Regions from separate parts of the Homo sapiens genome. Here region 1 is linked to region 2. A link is a loop called in an ENCODE intact Hi-C map of the cell type or tissue named here. Cell type or tissue: K562. All regions are shown on one strand. Each heading gives the region's core, and the rest is flanking DNA. Links, peaks and the distances in the headings are about the cores only.

Region 1 (5,384 bases), core at 325-5,324, 120 kb before region 2:
TTGAAATGTGTGGATGAGCCACATCTGAAAGAGGCAAGCATCAAAATATATCTCTGGCAAATGGAACCAAAAAATATCAAGCATCTTGGGCACAATGCTGGTGCTAAGTGAAATGTCTGTGGCTCCTAACGTGGCCAGGAAGATATACATGGGTTCATGGAGGCTTGGCTCAGATTTGATGATGATCAAAAGTAGAGAATTTCCAATCAGAGCAATGACATACGTAGCACAGAATGGAATCCCAATCCAGCATTGTACAGATTCAAAACCGGGGATCCCAATAAATGTCAGCACAAAAGGCATGAACAAGGTACCATTTGTAATAGGCAGGGCCATTCAGGGGTCTTCTTAGAAAGGGGAGAAAGTTTGCCAAGCTGTGATTCTCTGTACTTTTATATATTTTATGCTTATCCAATCACAAAGTTATTGAATAGCAGAATTAGGAGAACCAACTCCATCAACTTACTTATCTTTTTTTTAATGAATGAAAAAATGCCAATATAAAGACCCATAGAAAGGTTCACCAGTTTACACTTTAGCAAAATCATCCGGCCACACTCAGTGAAGACTTTTGGACATCATTTCTGAGAAGAGGCCAATATGATCAACCTGCTTAGTGGTGCTTTCCTTGTTCCCCAACTCCATTTTCTCTTTCCTCTTCTAACCTGTTCATGGAAAGCAGGAATACAAATATTTATATTTGGAATTATATTTTAGACAGAGAAATAAAAACATTTATTCTAGCTTTAGCCCCAAGTGTTCAAATATGACACTGCTGCAAGACTCAGACTCCATTCAGTAGACAATGACAGTCACATAATTTTGGTGTATTACCATAGCAATTCTGATACAGGAGACAACCGTATACAAAAACTCTGTAGTTCATATAAGCACCCTAAACCTCTCACACCAGGACTTTTTCCACACATTGGAGGGTAAAGACATATTTAAACTATTTATATATAAATTTAAAATTAAGGAAATTTTAGAGTACCTGGTTTAGGAGAAGAGGAACCTCAGGTTGTATCGTCAGGGGAACCATGAAGAAGATGTTGAATTAGTTAGAGGTGAGGTTTAGTTAACGAGTTTGGAAGCCTGAATCTCCATATGGAGGCAGTGTGAACAGATATAACCCTTACATAGAAATCAGGCCCTGGTGTGTGATGTTCCCCTTCCTGTGTCCATGTGTTCTCATTGGGCCTGTTGTGGGGTGGGGGCCGGGGGGAGGGATACCATTAGGAGATATACCTAATGTTAAATGACAAGTTAATGGGTGCAGCTCACCAACATGGCACATGTATACATATGTAACTAACCTGCACGTTGTGTACATGTACCCTAAAACTTAAAGTATAATAATAATAAAAAAAAAAGAAATCAGGCTACTTACTGCTGAAGGAAAGTCGAAAGCTCTATTTTTTTTTTTTATCTTCTGGAAAAGTTGACATACGAAAAATATGATGGGATGAGACTATTTGAAAATTCTCCAAGAAATTCAATGGGAAATAATTGACAAACATGTTGAGGTGGAAGTGCCTTGGGAAGCAGCAGAAATAGAGAAACATCCAAAACAAAATTCTGATTGCAATATAATGGCTGTGGCTGGGACACTTAACAATTTCCAGTAACGATACACTGGCAAATAACTATGGTTCAGTTGCAGGGCTGGTAACATGATATTATGCATCAATGATTTTTTTTTAAGTGAGAGCAGAGAGGTTATGCAAGTGATTAGTTGTCTAGGTCTAAATCAAGGTGATCCATAAATTTTATAAGTGGTGTGCTAAGCATTTCTAATATTTCTCCATAACTCAAGTCATCACATCCAAATATTATTCTGTGTTCTTCCCTGGCCCCTAGTCACCATGATAACCACAGATTTAAACTCTGGAATGTTTTGGAGATCATTACATTGTTAGAGCCCAGAAAACCAATATCCCTAAATATAGCACTTTAACATTCTGAACTAAAGAAGCAACCGCAAGGTTTCTCTGACATCCCCCAGCCCTTCCTGTCTTTCACTTCTTTGTCTTTCCCAAAGCATGGGATGAGGTTATTCTCTGAAGTTCCCTTATCTACCTAGACGCTAGACCCCTAAAGAGGAACACAATTGCCTTCAATCCCTTCCCTGAAATTCCATTAACCAGAGAAGATTAAAACTCATATTACAGAGGAAGACACTGAAAATTAAACACCACACCTGGAGCCCAGATGAACTTCATCTCAAACTATTGTCTCTTCTCAGGTCCCATTCAATCTCTCCCCTCCCCTATAAAGAAGGATATATAAGCATCTGTGCTTAATTGAGTTATCAGGTAATCATTCTCCTTGGAGTTCTCCATGCTTATGCATGTTAATAAAATTCTATGTCTTTTTCCTGTTAATTTGTCTTTTGTCGATTCATTTTAACAGACGTAGACTTCAACCTTCAGAGGGATAGTTTCAACTTCCCTACACACTCATGATCCTTCTCTCTTTCAAGTAAAACATCTGCAGGTCTAAATTACTTCTCCAATAGCAGGCTCCTAACTGCCCTTAACATCTCAATCTTCCAAAGTAGATTCTTCAACTTATCATTATTGTTCTTTAATTGTAGTTCATAGAATTTCAAAGTGAGACCCTAACAAAAATATACTCTTCATGTTTATGATTTGGATTTTTTCTGGAGTCTACATTCATTAGCTGCACTTGTACTTGTACTTCAGGATGTACTGTTTCACCTCCACTTGAGCTGTACACATTCCTAACTATAACTTACTCAATATCCAGGAGCAACAGTGACAAGTGACTGGCACAGAGGAAGGTTGCTCTCTGCTGGTCCCAGCTATGTAATATTTGTGGTTTGTAACATAATTTTCCCTGATTACCAAAGTTTTATTAGCCTTTCTCAAATCCTGAGAGATATTTTTTCCCTAGGGCAAAGATGGAAGTTTAAAGCCAGCCATTTCTAAGGGTTAGCGGCTTGCTCAATTCCCTGGGGGCCTGGCATATCTAGTATGGCCAGGAGATGGCAGTGTTGAAGCATCTTCTGTTAGTAAAACACATCCCTGTCTCTCAGAGCCCCAGAGATAGGGTTTATCTCGTTCTCACTTATTTGACAAAGAAAAAGGACACTAAAATAAGGCAATGCATCAATTGAGACTCCATTTCATCTCTGAACAAATTGGACAGCGTTACTGTATGCTTGGTAAGGAAAGGGAATCGAAAACAAAACAAATATTGTACCTTGTATTTACTCTTGACCATCAAAGGATTTCCAGAAGGCATTTCAGTGATCCAAGAAAGAAGTGTGTTTGGAAGTGGTAGGCAGAACAGGGTTGAGAGTACAGTAATGCCTGTAAGAAGTAAGACTTGCTAAGAGAAAGGGAGGAAAATCAATTATGCACAGATGATTTTTGTCCTATTTTAAGAGACAGAAAATTAGAGCAGTCCTTCCTAGAAAAGTAAATCACAAGCTTTTTTTTTTAACAATCTCTTGATCCCAAGAAGTTCCCTACTCTTAAATATCTTTAATACAGAGTTTAATTTAAAATGCATATATGTTTTGGCTTTTAGTTTTTCCTTATTTAAAATTAATTAATGCAGAACAACACAAACTAGAGAACCTAAACGAAATGGACTAATTCCTGGAAACATACAACCTCTCAATATTGAGCCAGGAAGAAATTGAAATTTTAAGCAGACCAATAACAAGTTCCAAAATTGAATCACTAATAAAAAAACCTACCGACCAGTAAAAGCCCTGGACCAGATAAACAGCCAAATTCTACAAAGAAGTATAAAAAAAGAGCTAGTACTCATCCTACTAAAATGATTCCAAAAAGTTGAGGAGGAGGGACTAATCCCTAACTCATTCTGTGAGGCCAGATTTGTTCTGATACCAAAACCTGGGAGAGACACAAGGAAAAAAGAAATCTTTAGGCCAATATCTCTGATGAACATAGAGTCAAAAATCCTCAACAAAATACTACAAGCAAAATCCAGCAGCACATCAAAAAGCTAATCCACCAAGATCAAGTAGGTTTTATTCCTGGGATGCAAGATTGGTTCAACATACATATAACAATAAATGTAATTCATCACATAGACAGACCTATAAACAAAACCACATGATTATCTCAATAGGTACAGAAAAGCTTTTCGTAAAATTCAACATCCCTTCATGTTAAAAGTCCTCAACAAACTAGGCATTAAAGGCACATACCTCAAAATAATAAAAGCTGCCTATTACAAACCTACACCCAATGTCACACTAAACGGGCAAAAAATGGAAGCATTCCCCTTGAGAACTGGAACAAGACAAGGATGCCCACTCTCACCACTCCTATTCAACAAAGTACTGGAAGTCCCAGCCAGAACAATCGACAATAAAAAGAAACAAGAAACAAAAGGGATCCAAATAAGAAGAGGGGAAGTCAAACTATCTCTCTTCACCCGCAATATGATTCTATACCTAGAAAACCCCATAGTCTCTGCTCAGAGGCTGTTAGAACTGCTAAACAACTGAAATAAAATTTCAGAATACAAAATTAGTGTACAAAAATGAGTAAAATTTCTACACATCAACAACATCCAAGATGAGGGCCAAATAAAGAATGCAATTCCATTCACAATAGCCACAAACAGAATAAAATACCTAATAATACAGCTAACAAGGGAGGTGAAAGGTCTCTACAATGAGAATTAAAAAACACTGCTCAAAGACATCAGAGATGACACAAACAAATAATAAAACATTTCATGTTCATGGATAGAATCAGTGTTGTGAAATGGCCATATTTCCCAAAGCAATTTACAGATTCAATGTTATTCCTATCAAATTACCAATGCCATTTTTCACATAATTAGAAAAAAAAATCTAAAATTTATATGGAACCCAAAAAGAGACTGAATAGCCAAACAAATAGCAAGCAAAAGAACAAAGTCATGGAGTCACACCAGATGACTTCAAACTATACTCCAAGTCTACAGAAACTAAAACAGCATGGTACTGGTACACAATTAGACACATAAACCAATGGAACAGGTTAGAGAATTCAGAAATTAAGCTGCATGCCTACAACCATCTTATCTTTAACAAAGTTGACAATATGAGTAATTGGTAAAGGATGTCCTATTCAGTAAATGGTGCTGGGATAACTGGCTAGCCAATACAATCTTCTGTAACAGATGCAGAAGATTGCATATGGCTAGCCAGTTATCCCAGCACCATTTACTGAATAGGACATCCTTTAAATATCAATTCAAGATTAATTAAAGTCTTAAATGTAAGACCTCAAACTATAAAAACTCAAGAAGAAAATCTAGGAAATACTATTCTGGACCTAGGCCTTGGCAAAGATTTTATGATGAAGGATCCAAAAGCAATTGCAGCAAAAACAAAA
Region 2 (5,384 bases), core at 233-5,232:
ATTGGGTAGTGTGATAAAGACTTTACAGGTATCAATTCAATTAGTTCTTACAAAAATCCTTTAAGGAAAATACATATGATAAATCTATCATATGCACAGCTTAATGGAATTATAAATATGTTTCAGGTCACAGAGGTAGCAGATGAAGTACAGATGAAAACCAAGACAGCCAGTTCACATGCCTTAGAGATAATTCTCTATTAATACCATTGAAGACGTTAAGAGAAAGTTCAAGGTTTGGCCCTTGATTGGTCTCTAGGAAGCCCCATCCCCACTTCATTATAAATAATAAAAAATATGTTGTTTAAAATAAGTAGAAGTGAACTGCAGTCACCAAATGAGCTATATCCTGAGTTTCATACAAATAATAGCCTATACAGAACTTCTAATTTGAGTCCTAACATACCTCTACACACTACCAACAATCCTCTTACACCTCCAAAGAGTACCTCCATTGACCTCCCTTTCTGTAAAAACATTGTCTTATTCTAGAGACGATTTCCCCTTCCTAGGAGTAACTACCCCACTAAATCCACCCACGAGTTCTCTCTTTTCTTGCAGGATTGCAAGAAAGTATCTTCTCTGTCCTTAAACTCCCATTCTCCAACATTCTCATTTCCATCAGAAATAGTGCGTCCTTTTGGCTGAATCAGGGTAAAATATAAAGACAGAAAAAGAGTACAATGATATTTCTTAGAGAGCATATTTCTTTATTCTATTTTTATCATGCAGGAACTGAATCAGCAGGCAGGATACTGCTCTTCTCCCCAACCTCCCCCATCTAAAGGAGATGAGATTTTGGGACATAGGTACAAACATAGTGGACCATAGGTACAAACATAGTGGACAGGGAACTCAGTGGTCTTGTGGGCTACAGCATTAACCACAGCATTTGTTAGTTACTGCCAAGAAGCCTGTATCTGTAGGGTAAAATCCTCGCTGAAGTGGGTTGCCAAAACAATCAATATCACGTTGCCTAAGAGCTGGGGAGGGAGTGAAGATAAAAAAGAAAATGGTACATAGTGAATAGAAGGCCTCAAGCTGGACTTGCAGTAAATAGATATAACACTTACATCCTTTTTCACCAGAGTTTGAGCAACTCTCACCATTATGGGCTAGATATCAGCTTCAATATGACTGGCAGCCCTGCACCTCCCATTGTGTCCTATCCTTCTCTTACTTGCTATGCCAACTCACTACCCCAACATATTGTGATTGTTTCATTTTTTTTTTAGAGACTTCGTCCTTTTAAAAAGTAGGATAATAGTACTTCAAGGAACAGTAATGGATAGGATAAGTCCCCAGTCATCACATACATACATACATACATACATACAATTTTCCCAAACACTCATAACAAAGAATCCTGTACCATGCGTACAAAAGTATACCATCATCATTCGGAGGGAAACAATCCTCTTTTTAACAGCTTCCCACTACTTTGTTCAGTTGATCTTTTTCTAACCTCCAGGACTATGCAGAAAAGTGACTATTAATTTTTATAGAAAATTTCGCTGACCAAAGGAAAGATGTTATTTTCTCTATCTCAACTTCTGTTCCCTCATCCAAAAACACTCAGTTTGATTTTGGCCAGAATTTTTTATAAGATGTGTTTTTCAGAGCTATCAAATGGTAAGTGGCCTTCCATTATTCATAGTCCTTGCTCTACCAAATTTTAGTTATGTTATTTACAGCAACATAACTCTCAAAATCCCACTGCTGAAATATCATATCCCATAGCTGACTCATAACACAAGAGAAAGCCACCTCTGCTTTCAAAAGTACCCATAGTGCAAATATCTAAGGGTAAAGAAGAAAGCGTGAGTGTACTTACTACTCACCAGGAAGTTCTCAGGGTCCACGTGCAGCTTGTTACAGTGCAGGTCACTCAGTGTAGCAAAGGTGCCTTTGAGGTCATCCGTGAGCATAACAGCTTTTCCGAAGGAGATCAGCACCTTCTTGCCATGTGCCTTGACTTTGGGGTTGCCCATTATTGCACAGTCAGAGCCCAGATATCCAAAACTTTCAAAGTACCTCTAGGTCCATGGGTAGACAACCAGGAGACTGTGGGATAGTCATAATCACAGAGCAGGTGCAAAGTCAGACTATGTAAGACAACGGGCTAATCCCTCTTTCAGAAACACTTTCTGCCTTTCTGCACCTTGTCCCGGCTTCCAGTACCTACCTGCCCAGAATCTCACCTCCAGCCTTCTCACCTTAACCTTGCTTCACAGGCTGGTGGCAGCAGCCTTCTTGTCAGCAGTGAAATGCACTACAGTGTCAGATCTGGGAGTTTCCTGGTGATCACAGATGAGCCAGAAGCATGCCTGCATTGCTGCTTCATGTGTGGCTTTTTACTTCTCCTCTCTGGCCCCCAGCCCTTTGCCTCTCCCAGTGAAATGAATCTATTGACCAGCCCTTTGCCTCCCTCAGTAAAATGAATCTATTGGTCAAGGGTGGGTTGTGACTCCAGGGGTGGGGTTTGGGCAAGGAAGTTTTGCAAGATGGACATTCGAGTTTCTGATAGAATCCAGGTGGCCTTCTCAGGGGAACTTTGCTGTTCAGGCTTAATTTGAAACTTTACTTCCTTCCCCTCCATTTTCCTACACTACCCCCACCATCCAGTGTGCAGTTTATTTCTCAAGGACTTCGCCAGCAGCCGCTAATAACCTGAATGCTGACAAATAGGAATAAGTTACAACTGAAAAGGATAAGAATTACGAATATCTTAGCCATCAATTCCTGGATCAGGAGTTGTGACAATGTAACAACGTGTTATCCTGTTATTCATCCAGGCTTTATGTGGAAGAAGCCACAGCCTTTCTTGGTTTTCAATTCTCTTGAGACTACATTGAATACACAATTTCATCAGTTTTTTTTTCTTTCTTTCTTTCTTTTTCTTTTTTTTTTTTTTTTTTTTGAGATGGAGTCTCGCTTTGTCACCCAGGCTGGAGTGTGCAGTGGCGCGATCTCTGCTCACCGCAAGCTCTGCCTCCCAGGTTCACGCCATTCTCCTGCCTCAGCCTCCCGAGTAGCTGGGACTACAGGCACCCGCCACTGTCTCTGGCTAATTTTTTGTATTTTTAGTAGAGATGGGGTTTCACCATGTTAGCCAGGATGGTCTTGATCTCCTGACCTCGTGATCCGCCCACCTCAGCCTCCCAAAGTGCTGGGATTACAGGTGTGAGCCACCGCGCCCGGCCAATTTCATCACTTTTTAGAATAGAAATAAACACCTCTATCCAGCATCAACTTGGAAGAAAGCAGAATAAGAAACAAACTAGGGAAGTAAGGGGAAAACTGGGTTTTATTACTGTGTTTTTTAATCCATTTAGTAGTCAGTGTACTTATCTGAACAAAGGAGATTTCCTCTGAATCATTGAACAATAGTCCATGTCAAATCCTACATATCTACAAAATTATGCCAGAACATCTAATAGTGTTGGGGGAGAAGTGTGCTGCTCTGTTCAAGCAAGAGGATAGGAGATTCCGTGGCCCGTGCTGGGCATTAGGTCATTTGTGTCTGGCACAGGCTTGATCTATAGTCTAATGCTGTGTTTAACTTGTCTTTATATCTAATCAGGCAAAGACATTCTTCACTGACAATATTCCACAGGCTGCTGCACGTGTCTCATGTGCTGCACGTCTCATGCGTCTCAAACAAGCAATTTCAGGAATAGACAGGGCACACTTCCACCGGCAGAGAGAAGAACAGTTTATTTTATATTCTTAAGGCTTACTGTCCTCATACTTAGAGGTTCAGGATGCTGGTTTGTGTGTTACCCCTGAGATAAATCCTTACAAGAAATAAAGTTTAGGAAATCACCCCCATGTGTATTTCAAGGAGACTCTAAATTTCAAAGAGTTAAACCCAATATATTAAAGCTGAATTTCTGATATTAGAGACACAATATTTTAGTCTACTTGATATAGTTGAGAGGCAGTTACCTGTTTTACTTAGGAACATGGGGAAAGTTTGTAGTGACAAACAGTTTGAGGCAAAACCAAGATTATCTTTAAGAGCAGAGATCGATGATATGAAGAAAAAGAAGTGGCAACTTTGACTATATGCAGGAAACACATTTATATTGAGTTGTGGGGACTGGCCTCAGAGGAAACTTCAGGTCATGTCCTTTAATGGCCCTAAAACTCATTCCCAAAAGAATTTCTGTTCATTGCCATACCTCATATCCTTAGGTACATACATCTAAAACCCTGCGTACCAGTGAACAGCTGCCCCATCTTTCCATCAGCCAACCAGGAATTCAGCAGTTACTGCTAACTTCCACTTTTCTCTCACCCGCTCCAGGAAAAGTGACCTGCAGTCACTTTCCTGGAAGTATTGATTCTTTCTTGTTTGTGGCTGTTCCCCATTTCCAATTGTTTTCCATGATTATTGCTTCTACTGTGATCTATAGACTCTTATATCATCAATACCAGGTTATCATTGCAGTTGTCAACTTCTCTCTGTTGCATCTTATGCATTAATTCAACAAATACATATTAGATTCCATATGTCATCCATGAAGTTTCATTCATATGCCATCCATTTTTCTTAATTCTGAGAATCTTACATGAACTAGACAGACAGATTCTCTGGCTAATGGTGCCCTCACTATAGTGAGCAGAGGAGACCAGCATACATACTAAAAGAAATGAATTAATAAGAGATTTCAGATGGTATTATATGACTTGAAGAAACTGCATATTGTACCTACAACCATCTGGTCTTTTAGAAACCTGACAAAAGCAAGCAATGGGGAAAGGATTTTCAATTTAATAAATGATGGGGGAGAACTGGCTAGCCATATGCTGAAAAATGAAACTGGACTCCTTCCTTATACCTTATCCAAAATTAACTCCAGATGGATTAGAGACTTAAATGAAAAACCCCAAACTATAAAAAGCCTAGAAAAAAATCAAGGCAATACTATTCATGATATAAACACGGGCACAGATTTCATGATGAAAGCGTGAAAAGCAATTGCAGCAAAAGCAAAAATTGACCAATGGAATCTAATTAAACTAAAGAGCTCCTGCTCAGCAAAAGAAACTACCATCAGAGCGAAAGACAATCTACAGAATGGGAAAAAGATTTTCCAATCTATTCTTCTGACAAAGGCCTAATATCCAGAGTAAACAAGAAACTTAAACAACTTTACAAGAAAAAAAAAACCCATTAAAACCATGGCACACTTTTACCTATAAAACAAACCTGCATATCCTGTACGTGTACCCCTGAATTTAAGGTAACAGTAAATTAAATTAAAAGAAAAATGCCATGGCAATGTCAGAAAGTTACCCTATATGGCCTAAAAAGAGAAGGCATAAATAATCCAAAACTTGTTTAACATATCATCAAGAAATAACCATAAAAGGAACAA

Evidence for each region. Peaks named below come from ENCODE experiments on the same cell type or tissue, not always from the same donor. Only the 100,000 strongest peaks of a DNase experiment are listed, where the experiment ranks them.
Region 1: a loop joins it to region 2, with 5 times the contacts of the local background. A loop is called at or near these places in 1 of 110 quality-filtered maps.

The regions. Positions count from the first base shown.
Region 1 is chr11:5,121,243-5,126,626 of GRCh38, forward strand. It overlaps the pseudogene OR52A4P. Among named protein-coding and RNA genes, the nearest start is that of OR52A5, 14 kb to the right of the region's middle. In K562, for the core only: a CTCF peak has its summit at 3,004 (motif pointing right); a DNase peak (open chromatin) is centred at 3,029.
Region 2 is chr11:5,241,265-5,246,648 of GRCh38, forward strand. BGLT3 (beta globin locus transcript 3) reads right to left here and starts at 4,282. Exons shown (of 1, transcript NR_121648.1): 1 at 3,290-4,282. It also overlaps the pseudogene HBBP1. RefSeq lists an enhancer at 4,263-5,384 and silencers at 5,030-5,384, 5,030-5,384. In K562, for the core only: no CTCF peak of the experiment used is centred there; DNase peaks (open chromatin) are centred at 1,887 and 2,447; H3K4me3 peaks cover 2,270 bases.